Regions from separate parts of the Homo sapiens genome. Here region 2 is linked to region 1. Evidence: chromatin loops called from intact Hi-C (ENCODE). Cell type or tissue: mammary epithelial cell. All regions are shown on one strand. Each heading gives the region's core, and the rest is flanking DNA. Links, peaks and the distances in the headings are about the cores only. Region 1 overlaps LOC124902978 (a long non-coding RNA gene). Region 2 overlaps TMTC3 (transmembrane O-mannosyltransferase targeting cadherins 3).

Region 1 (10,615 bases), core at 895-8,894:
TATCCAAATATAGATGTCAAATTTCAATAGCTGTTCTTCCTAGGCAATCAGGAGAGTGGTTGGGGCTGGTAGTGGTGGATCCGAAGAGAGAGAAACCAAACCCACTTCTGACCAAAAATGGGCAGGCAGCTGCTTAGGAGAACTTCTGAAACTCTCCCAGCACATAGCAGCTGAGCCATGAGCAATGCATTCACAGTCAAGGAACAACAAAATTTTTTATCAAAATGCCAGGGGATCAGTGTAGGTCACATTGCTTGCTGTGCACAAAGCCAATGACTGAGACAATGAGTATTGCCAGGAAAGAAAAGCTGTAATTGGGTGATGTCAGCTGAGGAGATGGGAGGTAAATCTCAAAGGCTCCTCAACCCAACTAAATTCGGGGGTTTATATAACAGAGAAGGAATGTAGCTACATGTGGGGAAACAGGAATTAGAGAGGGGTAAGGAAGCAATCATGATGAATACAGGGTTTGATGTCTCATCTGGATGTGGTGATCTGATAAGTTTTAGTTCCTTGATACAGTTTCAGAGGCCTGAGTTTCAATTTCCTGAGGAAGAAACTTGGACAATGTAAGTTTCAGGTTTTAAGACCAGGAGAATCCATTTCTATGTTTATTGAAAAAGACCGTAAACTTCATTCTATGGGACAATTGGGCCAATTTTACTTTCTCACACAAGAGAATATTTGAATACAAAATGGTCTAGTTTCTGTTGTGTAGTACTATTAAGCATTGACTTTCAAATTCAAAGCTGAACATTATTATATTCCTAATGGGAGTTCTTTGCAAGAGTAAAAAAATTGGGGATATAGCTTGACTTCTGTCACAAACAAGTTTTATAAATTGGAGAATCTCACCTAGTCTATCTGAGGCTGTTTGAACATCTGCAGAAGAAATGGGCTTAATTAAGGGTTGTGAAGTTTGCTCCAGCTTTGCATTCTGTAATACATAATAAAGCTTCCTTTGTTACAGTTACTCATAGGGGTTCTTAGCATTCTTAAACATAAGATTTGTTATATGTGAAGATAAGTTGGTTTCTTAGAGTTACCAGACAGTTTTAATCCTAAAATCCATGCTCCCGAATCTGAGCATGGTAAAACATTATATATTACAATTATTGAATATAATCATGCAACTGATACTTTCTTCACCTGTAAGCCAATCATTAGCCTGTTTGCACTTAAATCTGTTCCTTTTCTCCTCCTGCTTTGCTGAGTGTTGCAGAGGCTGACCATAGTGATCTGTGTTTTCTAGGCTTCCCTGCTGTGGCAGCCACAGAGGGTAAGATGCCCTAAATGCCCATACCCCCTTCAAGAGTGACTCTGCCACAGGAAGGTCAGGACACCAATAGTACCCAGCTGTGGTGCCTTCAGGATCTGCCTTAGCTTTGGAGCTGAGGTCCCTTGCTACTTAGGATGCCCCCAACCTCAATGACTGAGCATGGAGGAATACAAGACCCCTCAATTGTAATCTATGTTCCAGAGTAAACTATTGGGCTGATCAAGTCTTTCTCAGAACTCTATCACAGTTGGGGCTCTCACTACCCAGTCCTTTGATCTGCCCCCATTCCTTTCATAAGCCTCATTTCAGTATCAGCTCTCAAGTCCTTCCCTACATACTCTTTTTCCTTCTCCACTTTATCTTTCATAGGCATTACCTCTATTAAACCTCTTGTACATCTAAATTCATCTTGGCATCTACTTCCCAGAGGACATGAATTATACATCTGTCAGTTGCTTCTGACTACCTTCAGCCAATGAGATATACTGTATGGGGCTTGCAGGGAGGAACCAAGAGTGACACTGGGGAACAATTTCTCTCTCTGCTACAGGAGGCATCCCAGTTGTGGCTGTACGTTCACCATGATGCCAGCTGCTGCCCCATAACCACTCTCTCTGTGAATCTCTGTTTCTGTCAAACTAATTAGCTTCTAGTATCCAATAATATTACCTTCTCCCAATGTATTCATGGGTATGAGTGGCTTCTTGCTATTGTTATCTTGTTTACCTCACTAGTTTCACTGCCCTCAATCTGGAAGATAAACATCTGGCAAAATAGGGTTCTTAAAAAGCACTGTTTTACAGAATACTTCGGCATCCTCCTGTTGCCGACCTTGGATCTGAGTCACTTGAAGGAAAGTCTGTTCTCTCTCTGTTCTCTAGCTTTCTAGTAATTTTCTTTCAAATTGTCTCTTGGAATTGGCTTTTCTAAGCCCAGCATTCTTGCTCTTCTGATAACAAATTCCCTCCCTCTTTTCTTTTACAAGACGTTCCTTCTCTCCCTAGTAGTGACCCAAATTGAAGGTATGGCATGAAACCTAACCTTGACCAACCAGAATCCTTTTCCAGGAACTGCTAGGGATGCAGAGGAGAGAGCAATCACCATTTGCCTTTGCCATCCTGTATGTACCGGGGTCTATTTTGTAAAAAGAGCCTGTGAATGGGGCCAACACCAATGGAGGCTGACCTAAAAAATGCCTGATAACATTTTTTATACTAAACTCCTGGATAAATTTGGAAGAGAACAATATTAATACAAAGTACAACCCAACTCATAAAACTCTCAAGTTGTAAAAGTCTTTTCTGACTGATTGAAAGGAAGTTTTGAGTAGAGTGGGAGGAAGGGATGAGTAGGGGGTTGTTGGAGATAAAGTTAATTTGGGTCACAGATATAAAGAATGAGAACACATCTTAGTGTCTGGATGGTTGCTGAAGATGGAGGGAACTTGGAAAACTGAAACCCAGCATATGTTGATTTATCTCCACATTTTCATTTCTGAGTTTCTGGCTCTTTCTGACACTTATGATGTCTGTGGCATCTATTCTTTTTATTACATTGTTACAAGTCTTTCCTAACCCTTTGAAGTCAGAACGCTTTGCTTTCACTACCACTTCATGCTGACATCTGTGACTAAGCTCCCTGGCTGCTTGGGGATTTTTTTTAACCAGATGTCATAAATTACAGAAATGGAGGTTGCCAAAGATTAAACTGATTATCAAACAAATAATGAAACACATTATTTGTGTTAGGAAATAAAATATATCTTAAATGTCTATGAAAGAATTGTTGAAAATGACATCTAAAAATCATCCCTGTTTTTCTTAATTTTTGAATGTGTTGCCTTAGGAGATGTTTTCTTTAACAACAGAGTCATATGGTTTAATGACATTGAACAATTTTTTTTTTTTTTTTTTTTTTTGAGACAGAGTCTCGCTCTGTCACCCAGGCTGGAGTGCAGTGGCGCTATCTCGGCTCACTGCAAGCTCTGCCTCCCGGGTTCACGCCATTCTCCTGCCTCAGCCTCCCGAGTAGCTGGGACTACAGAAGCCTGTCACCATGCCCGGCTAATTTTTTGTATTTTTAGTAGAGACATGTTAGCCAGGATGGTCTTGATCTCCTGACCTCGTGATCCACCCGCCTTGGCCTCCCAGAGTGCTGGGATTACAGGCGTGAGCCACCACGCCCGGCCGTCATTGAACAATTTACTCCATACCATGAACAGATAAATTTCTGACAGAATCTCAGCATCAACTGGAAATTCAGATCAGTAATTTTGTTTTCCAGGTTGCATAAACTTAAGTTAGGCTAGAAACATTCTTGTTCAGGTGCTCTCAGTATTCAGTACTGGGCTGGTCACCTATTATGCTTTAATTTTCTGTATGAATCCCTCATAAACTGTCATCTTTGTCCTAGACATAGTCAGAAAAGTAACATTTGTGCCACCAATAGAGTTCTATTTGAATCAACTAGGACTTTTAAAAGTTTCAGCCACTATTCTGCCCGGAGAATATCAGCTGTTATGTCTTCCCATCCTAGAACCCCTGCAAACATTCCCTAGAGCCCACTTTGACTGTGGCAACCACAGGAGACTGGCAAGACTGGGGAGCTGAGGTATCCCCAAAGATCTGGCTCTTAGCATGAGCTACCCATAGGGCAAGGGGCAATGCAGCCTGCCAAAGTGCCCCTTAGGACAAAGGAAACCTGATTGTGTGTTCTCCCCATCTGATAGCCCTCTCATGCTTGTGAGCAGAAGGTAACTGTGCCCATCCCAGTGAAGATGAGGGCATAGTGCTGATCTCTGAAAGGGAGGAATGTTGTTCTACTTCAGTAGACAGGCAGCACCAGTGGCCAGGAACAGATGTGAAGGTGGGGGGTCTTCTCTTGTCCCCCCATCCACTGCTGTGGATGCAGCCACAGGTTTTCCTACTGGGTATTGGAGTGGGTATACCTGGAGATAGCTTCTCCAGGACTATGTGGGGTTACTAAACCCCTACTGAAAGTGTGCCCACGAGCCCAGGCTTGCACAAAGGGCAGGATTCAACATCCTCTTCCTATGTGGAGTAATGGCATCCCTACAGCTGAATGCTGGCCAGCCACAGAGTTGTTTGGGGCTGAGGGAAGAGGTTCCACTCCAGGCCAATTCAGGGTAGCCACAGGATGTGCATTTTCTGCAGAATTCAGTTCCATTTAGCCTGGAGATAAAGGGCAGGGTCTATCTGAACTGAAGGCTGCAAGCTCTGGGACAGTGGTGTGATAGGGAATTGGATGGGGAACTGATACAGCCCCCTCCTTGCCACCTCTGAGGATACCTCAGAGCATTGTACCATGTGCTCTCTCAACCACCCCAGTCAGGGTAGGTGCTTCCACTGATCATTGGGGTATCTGGGAATGAGCCAGCTCTTACTTGTAAGTGCCACCTACAGGACTGAAAGTTGAACTGCATAATCAAAAAAAAAAAAACCCCACTTACAGAAAGGCATAGTGCTAGGGAATGAGATACGCTTCCTGAGATCTCAGCTCTTAGCCCCACAGAAAATAGTGAGCCAGTTCATATACCCAATGCATTGTTACAACAATCAGCACTTGAGAAAGCCACCACACATAGAAAAGCTATCTATAACCAAGGAATTTATACCAGAACCTTGGCCCCTTGAAAGCATCCAGAATTGAAACCAAGTGATCATATACAACATACATTACAGTCACACCTCAAGGGGAAAAATAAATAAAAATTCCCATCCAAACAAAAGAAAATTCAAAAATAAGAAGAGCAAGCTTCTCCAGATGAGAAATAATCATCATAGAACTCCTGCAGTACAAACAAACAAACAAACAAACAAACAAAAAACAACATTTCAACATCCCCAAAGGATCACATTAGATGTCTAGCAATGGATCCTAATCAAAAATGAGTTTGGATCCTAATCAAAATAAAAACTCTGAAATAAGAGAAAAAGTTCAAAATATGGATTGTAGGAAATCTCAATGAGTTCCAAGAAAAAGTTGAAAATCAACACAAAAAATCAGGAAAACAATTCAGGATATGAATGAAAAATTTACTAAAGACATGGATAGTTTTTTTAAAAAAACAGAACTTTGGGAAATAAAAAAATTATTGATGATATTACAAAAAATAGTTGGAAGCTTTATGAGTAGACTAAACTGAGCAGAAGAGTTTCAGAACTTGAAGACTGGTCATTCAAATTAGCCCAGTCAGACGAAAATAAAGATAAAGAAATGTTTAATAATGAACAAAGCCTTCAAGAAATATGGAATTATGTAAAACAACCAAATCTATGAGTAAAAGGCATTTCTGAGGGAGAAGAAAAAGTAAAAACTTTGGAAAACATATTTGACAGAATAATTCAAGAAAACTCTCCTGGCCTAGCTAGAGAACTAGACATTAAGATACAAAAGCTCAAAGAATACTTGGAAGATTCTCTGCAGGAAGAATCTCATGAAGGCATATAGCCATCAGACTATCCAAAGTCAAGATGAAAGAAAAAAAAAATCCTAAAAGCAGCTAGAGGGGAGCCTCTAATAATCTATAAAGGAAATCTCATTAGACTAACAGTGGACTTCTCAGCAGAAGCTTTATAAGGCAGAAGAGATTGAGGGCCTATTTTCAGCCTTCTCAAAGAAAAAAAAATGCCAGTCAAGAATTTATATAGTGCCAAACTAAGCTTCATAAATGAAGGAGAAATAAAGTCTTTCTCAGACAAGCAAATGCTAAGGCAAATTCATCACCACTAGACCAGCCCTACAAGAAAAGCTCAAAAGAGTTCTAAACATGGAAATGAAAGGACAATGATTTCCATAATAAAAGCACATGTAAGTACAAAGTTTACAGATCCTATAAAGGAATTACACATTGAGATTACAAAGCCAACTAGGTAACAACATTATGACAGGAAGAAAACCTTACATATTAATATGAATCTTAAACATAAAAGACTTAAATTTTCCACTTAAAGATATAGATAGGTCAATTGTATTTAAAAAAACAAGATACAACTGCTTGCTGTCCACAAGAAACCCGCAAAATAAGTGAAGGCCCATAAACTCAAAATGAAGGGGTGGACAAAGATATACCATGTAAACAGAAAACAAACAAACAGAAAAAAGCAGGAGTAGCTATAGTTATAACAGTTAAAACAGACTTTAAATAATCAATAGTGAAATAAAGCAAAGAAAGTTGTTACGTAATGATAAAGAGTTCAATTCAACAAGAAGATATAATTATTCTAAATATGTATGAGCCAACCACCAGAGCACTCAGATTTATAAAACAAACACTACTAGACCTGAGAAAAGAGATGGAGAGAAATAAAATAGTATTAGGGGACTTCAACACCTCAGTGGTAGCACTAGACAGATGACTGAGGCAGAAAATCAACAAACTCTGGACTTCAACGGGACTCTAGATCAAATGGACCTAATAGACAGTTACAGAACATTGCACCCAACAACCACAGAATATACATTTTTCTATTACTTCCCAGCCTTTTGGCTAAGATCAAGTACAGTATTTGTTCTTATCAGAATATACATTTTTCTTATCCATGTGTGAAATATTCTCCACAATAATCTATATGCTTAGTCATAATACAAGCCTCAATAAATTCAAAAAATAAAAATTATTTGAAGTATCTTGGATGACATCAGAATAAAATTAAAACTATACAAATACATGGAAATTAAGCAACTTGCTCCTGAATAAGCTTTGGGTAAATGATGAGATTTAGGTAGAAATAAAAAAAAATTGATATGAGTGAAAATAGAGACACAATATACCAAAACCTATAGGATACAGCAAAAGCAGTGCTATGAGAAAAGTTTATAGCATTGAATGCCTACATCAAAAAAGATTAAAAGGATGTCAAATTTACAACCTAATGTCATACCTCAAGGAACTAGAGAAACAAGAACAAACAAAACTTAAAGCTAGCAGAAGGAATGAGAAAATAAGGATGCAATGAATCATTAAATTAAAAAATTAGTTCTTTGAAAATTTAAACAAAGAACATGTAAAGAAAAGCAATCAGTAATCTTAAAAAATCTTCCAACAACAAAAGATCCAGAAGCAGAGAGATTCACAGTCAAACCTTACCAGACAAACAAAGATGAGCTGGTACCAATCTTACTAAAACTATTCTAAAAACAAAACAAAAAAAATTTGAGGAGAAAGGATTGCTCTCTAACTCATCTACAAAACCACTATCACCCTGGTACCAAAATCAGGAAAAGACACAACAAAAAAGGAAAACTACAGGCCAATATCCCTGATGAGCATAGATGCAAAAGTCCTTAACAAAATACTAGCAAACTGAATCCAACATCACATAAATAAGATAACATATCATGATCAAGCCAGTATTATTATAGGGATGCAAAGGTGGTTCAATATACAAAAATCAATAAATGTGTAAAAAAATCAATATGTGTAAATTCACGTAAACAGAATTAAAAACAGAAAACATGATCTTCTTAGTAGAGGCAGAAAAATCATTCAATAGAATATTTTCTTTATGATAAAAACCTGCAACCAACTAGGCATCAACAGAACATACCTCAAAGTAATCAGAGCCATCTATGACAAACCTATAGCCAACATCTTACTGAAAGTGGAAAGGTTGCATGCATTCTCCCTAAGAACTGGAATAAGGCAAGGATGTCAACTCTCACCACTCCTATTCAGCATGGTACCAGAAGTTCTTGCCAGAGCAATCAGAGAAGTGAGAGAAATAAAAAGCACCCAAATAGGAAAAGGGGAAATCAAATTATCTCTGTTCGCTGATGGCATGATCTTATACTTAAAAACTCAAAAGACTCTAGTATTTGTTAACTGACTCCAGTAAAGTTTCAGGATACAAAATTAACACACAAAAATCAGGGCATTTTTATACTCCAATAATGTTCAAGCTGAGAAACAAATCCAGACTCAATCCCATTTACAACAAACAGCACACACACAAAATACCTAGGAATACATTTAACCAAGAAGATGAAAGGTCTTTTCAAGGAGAACTACAGAATACTGATGAAATAAGTCATAGATGATGCAAACAGAAAAATATCCCATACTTAAGTTTTAGAAAAATTAATATCATTAAAATGACTATATGGCTCAAAGCAATCTACAAACTCAACACAATTCCTACCAAATCATTAATGTTACTTTTAACAAAATTAGAAAAAAAATTCCTAAAATTCATATGGAACCAAAGTAGAGCCTGAATAGCCAAAGCAATACTAAGCAAAAAGAACAAAGCTGCAGGCATCCCATTACCTGATTTAAATTATACTATAAGACTATAGTAACCAAGGTAGCATGGTACTGGTTTAAAAATAGACACATAGGTCAATGGAAGAGAATAGAGAACCCCGAAATAAAGCCACAAACAGCTAATTGATCTTCAACAAAGTTGACCCAAATATACTATGCTTAAAGGACATCCAATTCAATAAATGTTGCTAGAAAAATTGGATAGCCATATGCAGAAGAATGAAGCTGGATCCATATCTCTCACCATATATAAAAATTATCTCAAGATGGATTGAGACTTAAACGTAAGATCTGAAACTACAAAAATACCAGTAAAAACCTACTAAAGAGAAGAAGAAAGAAGAAAACCTAGTGACAACTCTTCTGGACATTGGTATTTATGACTAAGATCTCAAAAGCAAATGCAACCAAAACAAAAATAGGCAAATGGAACTTAATTAAACTAAAATGCTTCTGCACAGTAAAAGAAATAATCAACAGTGAAACAAGCAGCCTATAGAAAGGGAGAAAATATTTGCAAACTACTCATCCAGCGAATGTCTAATATACAGAATCTACAAGGAACTCAAATAACTCAACACGAAAAACAACAAACCTCATTAAAAATTAAGCAAACGACACAAACAGACATTTCTCAAAAGAGCATATTCAAGTAGCCAATGAACATATGAAAAAATGCTCAACATTACTAATCATCAGAGAAATGCAAATTAAAATCACATTGAAATATCATCTCACACCCATCAGGATATTATTAACAAGTCAACAAATAACAGATGTTGGCAAAGATGTGGCATAAAAGGAATGCTTCTACACTGCTGGTGGGAATGTAAATTAGTACAATCTATATGGAAAACAGTATGGAGATTTCTTAAAGAACTAAAATTAGAACTACCATTAGACCCAGCAATTCTACTACTGAGTATCTACCTGAAGGAAAATAAATAATTATATCAAAAAGACATCTGCATTCTTAATGTTTATGACAGCACTATTCACAATAGCAAAGTATTGATATCAATCTAAGTGTCCATCAATGGATAATTGGATAAAGAAAATGTTATATAGATACACAATGGAATACTACTCAACAATAAAAAACGATGAAATCCTCTCTTATGCAGCAACGTGGATGGAGTTGGAAGCCATATCCAAGTAACATAACTCAGAAACAGAAAATCAAACACCACATGTGCTCACTTGTTAGTGAGAGCTAAACAATGAGTACACATGAATATACAGAAGGAAATCATGGGGACTTCAAAAGCAGGGAGGGAAGAAGGTGAGTTAGAGTTGAAAAATTACCTATTGGGTACAACAATATTATGTTTTTGTTGTTGTTGTTGTTGTTGTTGTTGTTTGTTTGTTTTGAAACAGAGTCTCGCTCTGTTGCCCAGGCTGGAGTGCAGTGGCACAATTTCAGCTCACCACAACCTCCACCTCTCCTGCCTCAGCCTCTCGAGTAACTGGGACTACAGGTGTGTGCCACCACCCCCAGCTAATTTTTATATAAATATTTTATATAGATAATAGATAGCTAATTTTTATATAGATAATTTTTAGTAGAGATGGGTTTTTGCCATGTTTGCCAGGCTAGTCTCGAACTCTTGGCATCAGGTGATCTGCCTGCCTCAGCCTCCCAAAGTGCTGGGATTACAGGCGTGAGCCACCGCGCCCAGCCACTATTATGTATTATATCCATGCAACGAACATGAACATGTATTCCCCGAATCTACAAAAATTAAAAATATATATATTTGAAGAAATATTTGAAAAATAATTTAAGATAATAGAAGTAAGAAACAGTAATTTTATTATGTGTCACATAACAATGTAAAGACATTTAAAATCTAGTTCACATGGGATAACCAATAGAGAAAATACTTTTTTTCTAGTAAAATACATACGCATACACTTACACAGAACTAGTCTACTTTTGCTGAGTATATATTCTATCCCAGATACTGCACCTGAGGTTTTGTATAAGTATGGTAATAAGAAGCTCAACTTTTGGTATCACAAAGGCATGGGTTCAATAATCCCATATGGTC
Region 2 (10,615 bases), core at 1,152-9,151, 210 kb before region 1:
AGAATTAGTAAATAACATAAGACAAACATGAGTATAATCAGTAATATTCTTTTCCAATTAAGGAGTGACATGTAGTGTTACTTGGCACCTCAGTCCAGTGTGTGTCATTACTAAGGAACCCCACTGGGGGTATGTTAATCCCTCCTAGCCAAGCAGTTACGTTATTAGAGGCCGGGAAGGGGGTGTCTGCCCAGGTAACAGGGTGAAAGAAAGGCGGATTTAGAAGATGGGCCTAATAGAGAGTAGCAGGTACAGATAGCAGGAAAAGTGAGAGAATAAGAAAAACCAATGTCCTATGAGAGTTGTAATGTACAACAGAAAGCATAGTAAGGAACAAATTATCTGGAGTGAATGGTGTCTGTGTCCAGAACAGGATTCCCTCAGCCTCCTGAGTTATCTTCTTCAGCATCCCGCAGGTAATGTTTGGGGCTTGTGTCATTCAAGAAAACCGCATCTTCTGGGGCTGCAGGTGCTGCAGGGTCGTTTCCTTCATTTCTGGTACCAGGTTGGGTCCTAGCGACACCATAGTATGGTTTGATGCATCATGCTGGAATCCATAGAGGACTTGAGGGGGTGTGAACACAAGCATATTCTCTTCCCCATGTCAACAAATCATTTGGACCACACCATACATTACTATTTACATCTTTCCATAAAACCACAGGTTTTATGTTTTGAAGAACTTTAGTGAAATGCTTTTCTATGGCTGATTGAAATTTATCATCTAAATTTTAAAAATTAAGGGTAAATAAGGCTTGTGCCAATAGTGTTGCAGGATCCTTACTCATATTCCCCCTTTTTAGTTTCTTGAGCATATTTTTAAGGGTAGAGTGGACACGTTCTACTATGGCCTGTCCTTGAGGTTATAAGGGATACCTGTGGAATGTTGGATGTTCCACGTGTGACAAAATTGTTGACATTGTGAGCTGGCATAAGCCAGACCATTATCAGTTTTAATTTTTGTGGGCCACCCCATAAACACAAAAGTTAAGAGAAAATGTTTAATAACATATTGGGAGGACTCTTCAGGAAGAGCATGTGTGCTAATTAGGTGAGAATTGGTATCAATGGATACATGTATATCTAAGTTTTCCAAATTCAAGGATGTGAATAACATTTGTTTGCCATAACCGATTAGGTTCTAGTCCTCTAGGGTTAACACCTGTTGAAGGAGGAGACATGCCTGTGAGTTGGCAATGTGGGCATTGTAAAATAATTTGTTTAGCTAGTCTTTGGGTAGGTTGAAATTGTTTAGTTAAGTTTCTTCAGTTTTGGTGGAAAAATTGATGCAATTGGGTGGTTTGGTCAAGCAGTGACGTCATAACTTGCAGGTCTGCTTGTTCATTGCCATAAGCCAGTGGGCCAGGCAGTGAGCTGTGGGCTCGAGTATGTGTGTTAAAAATAGGATATGTACATTGATCCAGCAATTGCTGAAGTTGAAGAAAAAGTGTACACAGGTGGGCTCGAGAGTGGACTTAATGAGGGCTGTCTTAAGCTTCTGTAATAAATAGAGTAAGCAGAGTCATTAACAATATTGATAAGCTGAGCAGAAAAGGTCTCCAGGGCCAATATTAAGGCTCCAACCTCAGCTCTCTGAGTGCTGGTAAATCCAGAACAAGTGAGGGAATTATGCAGTTTCCACCAAATAGCCACTTTTCCATTTTTACCAGAGCCATCAGTGAAAAGCGTTAAAGCATTGGGTATGGGGGAGTGAACTACTTGTGTAGACACAACTACAGGAGTACGAGAAAAGAACTGAAGTAGTTTGTCAGCAGGAAGGGCATGCTCTGCATGGCCTGCATAATTAGAGAGTGCTATCTGAAGATCTAGAGATAGGGGCAATATTGCTTCGAGTTGCTTTTTACTCAAAGGAATTCTTATGACATCAGGGTCATAACCTAGAAACTGATTGCATCATCTGCAGCCTGTATAGGTGACTTTACTAACTAGCTGGATATAGGGAGATAGTGTTTTAGTCCCAGTACGTGAGCAAAAAACCCATCCTAGGAAGCATAGCCCTGGGGCTGTCTGTCCTATTAATCCTGTTGGGGAATGTTTAGTAGGGAAAACAAACAATTGAACTGAATATTGCAGGTCTGTGCAATCTAGTTACCTCTGAGAAACAGCTTGCTCTATTTTTTCAATTTCCCTTTTTGCTGCAGGAGTTAAATACCTGAGAGAGTCTAAGGCTGTATTGCCCTTTAGGATAGAAAACAGGTTATGTAACTTATCAGTAGTTATGCCCAAGATGGGGCAAAGCCAATTAATATCGCCCAGTAATTTTTGATAATCATTTAAGATATGCAAGTTGATAGTATTTAATTTAACCTTTTGAGGTCTAACTGACCAGGAAGTTAGTATGTATCCAAGATATTTTCAAGGAGAAGACAATTGTACTTTTTCAGGTGCTATGACTAAACCTCTTAGCTATGTATTCTTTACGACAGAGGCTTATAAACTTAAAAGTACTGGCTCCGTTGGGGATGCTAGTAAAATATCATCTATAAAATGAATAATCTTGTATTTAGGAAATTCTTTTCTACTTGGGAGCAAAGCCTGATTTACATGATACTGACACATGGTAGGACTGTTCAGCATCCCTTGAGGAAGCACTTCCCAATGAAATCAGTGAGCTGGCCTTTCATTATTGATAGCTGGTATTGTAAACACAAATTTTTCTCTGTCCTGTTCTGCAAGGGGAATAGTACAAAAACAGTCCTTTAAGTTCATAATGACTACAGGCCAATCTTGAGGAATCGCCACGGGGGAAGGGAGACCCTGTTGAAGGGGCCCTATAGGTTACAAATTAGCACTGATAGCCCGTAAGTCATGCAGAAATCTCCATTTGCCAGACTTTTGGGAAATGATGAAAATGGGCGAATTCCAAGGGCTGTTTGACGGTTCTGTATGGCTGGCTTTTAATTGCTCCTCAACTAATTCATGGGCCAACTAATTCATGGGCTCTTTGTAATTTTTCTCCCTTTAAAGGCTACTGTTCTACCCAAATAGGATTTTGAGAGAGCCATGTCAGGGGGAGGAGAGGAATAACAGTGGCCATTATTAGAAAGAGGTCTGCAGAATGACCTCAGTTAACCCTCTCATAAATGGGCTAGCAGCTGTTTTCTTTAATGCTTTTCCTTATCTCTTTATAAGTGCCGAAAGTAATGAGTTCATATACCCCATTGCCTTGTTGATCTTGCATTGCCAGGCAGGCTAAGAGCTCCCCTTCTAATGCTGCTACCTAAGACAGGGTCCCATAGCTATAGTGTATCCCTTGTCTTTCTTCCAATTTATTGGAGGAGGGGCCTCAGGCAAAACCTCTGTTTCCCCTTTGGTATTTTTGCCCTTTACTGGTGGGGCTGAGGGAGAAGGAGGAGGCGGTAAGGTAGGTGACGGTTTCTCCTCCCTTCCCTTTTTAGGTTATTCTGTGTAGTGCGGGACCAAAGCAGCCCTAACTAAGGGCCATAACATTAGAGATGCTACTGGGACCTGATATCCTTGGGCATGATGTTAAGATTTCTCCACACTTGTTCTCAGAGCCCTATGTCTAGCATACCTTCTTCTGGGAACCATGGGTTATGGGAAACAGCAGTTTGCATTATGTCCCTTAATTGAGCCTGCGAAACTGGGGCTCCACTAGCTTTAAGCAGCTGTTTCAGTACTTTTATATACTGTTTCTGTTGAGCTGACAACCACTGTCCCATGATGAAACCCTAGCCTGAACAATTCCCTCGAACTTGGAAATCCCAAGCGGGCACCAATGACTTACTGTGCAGTCTCTTAACCTTCGTTTTTGAGGGTTCCATCGCAATCCATTGCAGCCTTCCTCACACGGGGCACCACCTGCCGAGTCTGTCCCACAGACTCTGGCCGAGTGATGGATGAAAGAAGTACACTGACACAGGAATTTTGCGTGACAGCGTGGCTAGGGGACCGCATGGCTCAGCACCACCAACAAGAGAGTGCAGCAGCCACCAAGAGAGTGCAGCCCCCCTAAGCCAGCCCTGCTAGCATTTATTTAGTTCAGATTTAATGATAAAGGCTTGGAGCAAACACAATTTGTGGGTAATGAACATTGTCGACCCCCCAAGTAGAGAGCAGTCCTGTGCATGAATAATCAAAGGTTGATTTCTAGAGAAAGGAGTAAACAAATTTATCTAGATAAATTCCTTTACATTCCCTTATCTACTCTTTTCTCTCAGACTCCTGATAAGAGAATCTGGCGGCCTTCAGCCATAATTCCCTTCGGAAGCTTTTGCAAAGCCTCCTGGCCTTCCAAGAAGGTTTGCATCTTTCCCTATAACTTTTTCTTACAACTTTTCCCACCACCCTGACCAAACTCCTACAGGAGGTGGCAAAAAAGTGATGTATAATGCAGGGAAGAAGGCTGAAAGAGAATGGATAGCAAATGGCTCTGTAGGTATATTTGTTCATTGGGCACGTATTTGAGAATTTACCATGTGTCAAGACACTGTTTTAAGTGCTGGGGAATCCAGAAGAAATAAAACAAATTTCCTCCCTTCGTGGAGTTTCCATTCTAAATAAAGGCATAAACATAAGTAAACAAATACACACCACATGTAAATATATATATATATACACACACACAAAATATATATATACACACACACATATGCATGCACATGTGTATTTATATGAAAGTGATAAAAGCTATAAAAAGGGCATAGAGATTAGAAATTTTCAGAGAAAGTCTCTTCGAGATGATAATAAACAGAGCAACCTTCGCACATATACTCTGGTGTAATTTTAAGTATCACTGGCTATGCAGAAAACAGTGAAGAAAAGCAGGAAGATCATTTAGAAGGCTTTTGCAGTAACCCAAAGACATGATTGAGTTGTAATTTTTTAATAGCAATCTTGAAGTACATGTGACATACAATAGACTATACATGTTTAAAATACATAATTTGATAAGTTTCGGCATATGTATATTATCTGTGAGACCATAATTACAATTAAGATACTGAAAATATCCATCAACCCCTCAAATTCCTTGGATCCTTTTCTGATACCTCCCTCTTACCCCTTTTCACCCCAGCCTTCTCTAAGCAAAAGCTTTCTATCACTACAGATAATGTGCTTTTTCTAAAATTGTGTATGAATGGAATTATACTCTATGGACTCTCTCTTTTTTTTTTTTCTTGGCTTTTTTACTCTGCACAGTTATTTTGATACTCATTCATGTTGTTGTATGAATCAAAAACCCATACCTTGGTATGGCTGAGTAGTATTCCTTCACGTAGATATACCACAGTTTGTTTATCCATTTACCTGTTGATGGATGTTTGGATTGTTCACAGTTTGGAGCTGTTACAAACATGGCTGTTACGAACATTCATATACCAGTCTTTATGGATATATGTTTTCATTTCTCTTAGGTAAAAACCTGAGAGAAAAATGGCATGGTCATATGATTTCTGTATGTTTAACTTTTTAAAGGCTGCTAAATTATGTTCCAAAAAATGTATTTCCCACCAGCAGTATAGGAGAGCTCTCCTGCCTTTCTTAATTCTTCATTTGCTGAGAATTTTTAACACAAGTAAATGTTGGATTCTGTCAAATGCTTTTGTGCACCATTTGAGATGATGATAAGGTTTTTATTTTTTTTGTCTGTTAATACAGTGGATATCATCAATTGATTTCATAATGTTAAAACAACCTTGCCTTCAGTAATACACAATTTGATTGTGACTTATTATCTTTATTATATTTTATTTGTTAAAATGCTATTAGTAATTTTTACATCTATATTTATGAAGGATAGAGAGTTCCTAGGAGATTCCAGATATTTATAAATTTATTTTTTTAAATAAATTGATAATTTTGTGGACAGGAAATACTGAAACTCTACATAATTGCCTAAGCCATCAATGTGAGAATACTTCACTGTTGGGCAGCTAATATTTCACTGTTGGGCAGCTGTGTATTAGTCATACACAGTTGCCTGAAAACTTCCCAGCCACATCACATTTGCATCCCTAGGCAGGATGACTGAGATCATATGTGAACCAGTGTCTAATAACTACTGTCATTTCAAATAAATGGTGACTGTAAACCTGTGTACACAGGTGTTTGTTACTATTAAAAACACATGCAAACATTCATGCAGGTAAGTTGATAACCTTTAGCAGTGAGGTAAGTTCCCTTCTAAACAAAGTTCCTTTGTTTTCCTAGTGAAAATATGATATTAGAGATGTGAGGAGAGATAAGAAATGAAAGAGACTCAACTAGGATTCTGGAAAAATTAACTGATTATAGAAACCTAGTATTGACAAACTGAGACTACATTTGAGATTTGTGAGGTCCTCATTTACCATTGAATTAAAAGCTAGATTGTTAACTCATGCTGCTGTTGTTTTGGATAGGTACTGGTAAGAGTGGGCTTGTTCTTTGAAGTTCCTTTAGTTTCTTTAGTCATTTAAATGTCATTGATTTTTTACATCTTGCCTTCTTTTCTTACCTTTTGTTAATACTTAAATTTATCTTAAAAGTGATACTATTTTACCCTCTAGAATCTTAAAACTTTGTAAATTATAAAGAATTGCTTAGAAATTAGGTCTTTCATTTTATTAGCTGTATTGAGTGGCCTTTTTGATGCTAAACAATATCTAATTGCATCTCTGCTCTTTGAAAACATAGGGCTGCTATACTCTAGTGTCTGAAGTCTACATTAATGACAATATCTCCTGGCCTTAATTCTAAGAGCATGATTTCAATGGATAGTAATTCACCTCATTTTTTATCTAAGTATATAACCTCTTTCTTTTCTAACATTGGTTGGGGATAATTTCAATAACATTTTAAATACTCAGCTGGCATAATTACAGTTTTATTTTAACAAATTTTCAGTTTATTCTTAAATTCTTAGTGTATAATTTTTTCAGGTTCTATGTACCTTAGCTTTTCCTAAATAACATTCTGAGCTCTATAAACATATGGTATGGATTTATCTGGTAAAAAAAAAAAAAAAGATATAAAAGCAAAGACTACCCCATATTTTTAATTGACAATAATAGTACATATTCATGGGATATATAGTGATGTTTTGATACATATAATGCAAGCAAATACCCTGATCTAATCACTATACTGCATATTTTATATGCAATTGGATAATACAATGATTTTCAGCCCTGATTCTACATCAGAATTGCCTTTGACACTTTTTATGAACATATTTTTGCAGATTTCATTTCTGAACATTATGTTTTGATGGACCTAGGTGGGGCTGAAGTATCTGACTTTTTTTTAAACTACACAGGTATTCTGATTTGCAGCCAGAATTAAGAATGGCTAGCTTAAACGTTTTTTTTGCTTGACCCCTCCTGGCTCCATGAGACTCAGCAATACATCTAAAAAGAAAAAAATCTACTTCCTTACTCCTAAACTTATCTATAATCAAACCTGGACCGCATCTGCCAGTTTTTGTGCAGTGCACACAATTGCCAGCCTAAAACATTATATAGCAAGTTCTTAGGACTGTTACTCAGGGAATGCCCAAGATATATATGCTTGGCCCCTATGTGTCCTAGGAGTTGCAGGCAAAGAATTATTGCACAATTGCAAAATAATTGGTATCACAAGGCAAGTAGTAATCATAATGAACCTTTTCATGTATTTTAGTTCGTGTTGAGTATAAACTGTCTGATTTAAGATCTTCTACCTTCCTTCTATCATTATTCCAAACCTTTGAAATATTTACTGGCAAGTATATCTTTTTAAAAAGCTACTGTACAATGAATCCTCATCTCTTTCCTATTTCAGCTACATTTTTTTTCCTATCCCTGAATAAATTTGCTGGGATTTTTACTTTCCACATCAGAAAATGAGACATAAGTTCCTGACATTCTAAAATTAACACAACCTTTTAAAAAAATCTAAAATTAATTTTAAGGAGTTAATTATCATTTAAAAGAGCTGGGCCACTGCATCTTAAGTAATACTATTATCATTATGTTCCATTATACTCTCATTCTAGCCACAGTCACAAAAATTTTTAAAAATCGAATGGCAAAGTTTTTTTTCAGTCTCTTTGCCCCTGTTCCACCATGATGCATATTTGTTATAACACTTGAAATAATTCTAAAAATCCTGATGATTCATTTTACTTGTAGAGTTGAGCTGTACCTTTTGAGTGAATTCCTAAGCTATGAGATTAAGTAAATGGAAGCAAGCTTTAGTGTAGTAAAATACAATGAAGGAAGGTAATAAAAATTTCTTCATTACCTTTATCTCTGGAAGCAAGCTTTAGTGTAGTAAAATACAATGAAGGAAGGTAATAAAAATTTCTTCATTACCTTTATCTCTCTTATGTCTCAACTCTTCAAAAATCCATTCAAATAGTTTTTTCATGCCATGTATGTATTTTCTGTCTTTACATGCTTTAAGTAATTTTGTGTATACCATTGGTTTTAAGTTATAACAAGTTAAATTACAAGAACTTTAAGGAAGAAGCAGGACCTGTTGCCTGCTTTTGCATTTTTGCCTAGTGTGTTTGTTTCTGGAAATATGTCTTCTCATTAGTTACATTGAATACTTGTTTATATATCAAATACATTTAATCATTTCATTGAGTATATTGAATATATCAGTTGTATACTTGCCAACAAATGATTGTTTTAAAATTTTAGATGATATTGGTGCCCATATGAATGTAGGAAGAACTTATAAAAATTTAAATAGAACCAAAGAAGCTGAAGAATCTTACATGATGGCTAAATCACTGATGCCTCAAGTAAGTTGCCATAATTTATCTATTGTGTCATATCTATTAGATGTCCATATTGAATAGAATTATCTAGAAGGAAAATCTTTATCTTTTCTTCAGTTAGTTGATATAAAAGTAAGTTTTATAAAGAATTACATTTTTCTAGCTTACTTAATTTTTTTTTTTTTTTTGGAGACGGAGTCTTGCTGTATTGCCCAGACTGGAGTGCAGTGGCACGATCTCAGCTCACTGCAACCTCTGCCTCCCAGGTTTAAGTGATTCTTCTGCCTCAGCCTCCCAAGTAGCTGGGACTACAGGTGCCTGCCACCACACCCGGCTAATTTTTGTATTTTTAGTAGAGACAGGGTTTCACCATATTGGCCAGGCTGGTCTCGAACTCCAGACCTCGTGATCTGCCCACCTCAGCCTCCCAAAGTGCTGGGATTACAGGCATGAGCCACTGCGCCCGGCCGTAGCTCACTTAATTTTAAAAATTGTTTTTATAGTCCATTTGTAAAAACTAAATTCATAAAGTATGAATTTTAGATATTCTTGATTATGAGTTATCAGCAAGTTAATGACTTTAAATAAATATAATTTTATTTATGTATATTAAGCATACAGTTCAACATTATTCCTATCAAAAAATAAAGTGATAAAATTAGTAGATACATCTCTTACTATATTGTGTCCATCAGTTGTTAGAATAAGATTCATTAAATATAAGGTAGTATCGAAATTGGAAGATCTTACCCTATGTCAATTTTCATGTTATCAGCAAAATATTTCTGGGTTGTGACCGTAGGATAGTTAATTTATTCCAGAATACTAAGGACTCACTTGTCTGGTGAAGTTTGGAAATTAAACAGTCTGATTATTAAGTTAAGGTTTTTATAATACATAGTATATATGGATCGAGACTTCCAGTGAACACAATAAATTAGATATGATAAAAACCAATAACAAATACAATTTAACTGTTACAGTTAAGGATTAAAATAATCCTTAAAATGTCATACAGTTCAACTTTAAAAAAAATTAACTATCCTATCACTATTAATATTACTATAAATATTATTACAATTGAGAAAACTTCAGCCCAGCTTAAGCTATTTTTTCTGAGGACATAAGACTATGCCACTAATTTTACCACTTTGTTAAAAATAAATAATAAAAATGTAAAAGAAAACACACACAAAAATGTGAATAAAAATATTTTACTTACAGTATCCTCAAAAATGTAAATAAAATAGTACTTTGTGGCATTAAGGATATATTTTTTCATTCATGCCACCTCAGTGGATTATTAGCTTTTTATTTGTATCTGTCTTTTTCTGAAGTCAAACAAATCAGAACTTTTAGAAGTCAAGGTATCTTAGGTTTAGTCAAAACAGGAGTAGAACCCTGATCTCTCAGTCCAGTGTATTTTTTACAGTATGTTCTGAGTTATTTTGAATTAGCCAATAGGAATATGTACTTTTGATTTTTGATACTGAAATATCAAATCATGAAAATGCCTTTTCTTCTAAACAGATTATTCCTGGTAAAAAATATGCAGCCAGAATTGCCCCTAACCACCTAAATGTTTATATCAATCTGGCTAACCTGATCCGAGCAAATGAGTCCCGACTGGAAGAAGCAGATCAGCTGTACCGTCAAGCAATAAGCATGAGGCCCGACTTCAAGCAGGCTTACATTAGCAGGTATCCCAGTTCAACTTTAAGCTATCATTATGGAATATTGAAACTGCATCTCCATGTACATTTTGAATGAATTGGTTTTTTTTGAAAAAAAATTATGTTTTTAATAATCTTACTTAGCAACCAAGTGCATAGAAGAGCATAACTTTTTAGACTGACAGTCAGATTTTATTGATTTGAAATTAAC

Evidence for each region. Hi-C counts contacts between places; a loop is a spot of excess contacts. Peaks named below come from ENCODE experiments on the same cell type or tissue, not always from the same donor. Only the 100,000 strongest peaks of a DNase experiment are listed, where the experiment ranks them.
Region 2: it touches region 1 in a loop (2.5-fold over the local background); 3 of 110 quality-filtered maps call a loop at or near these places.

Annotation. Positions count from the first base shown.
Region 1 is chr12:88,388,895-88,399,509 of GRCh38, forward strand. All of the region lies in intron 1 of LOC124902978 (a long non-coding RNA gene), which reads right to left. Among named protein-coding and RNA genes, the nearest start is that of KITLG, 190 kb to the right of the region's middle. RefSeq lists an enhancer at 118-217. In mammary epithelial cell, for the core only: a CTCF peak has its summit at 4,683 (motif pointing left); DNase peaks (open chromatin) are centred at 2,907, 4,317 and 4,617.
Region 2 is chr12:88,180,192-88,190,806 of GRCh38, forward strand. TMTC3 (transmembrane O-mannosyltransferase targeting cadherins 3) reads left to right here. Exons shown (of 14, transcript NM_181783.4): 11 at 8,652-8,755; 12 at 10,262-10,431. Among named protein-coding and RNA genes, the nearest start is that of TMTC3, 43 kb to the left of the region's middle. In mammary epithelial cell, for the core only: no CTCF peak of the experiment used is centred there; a DNase peak (open chromatin) is centred at 5,990; H3K27ac peaks cover 611 bases.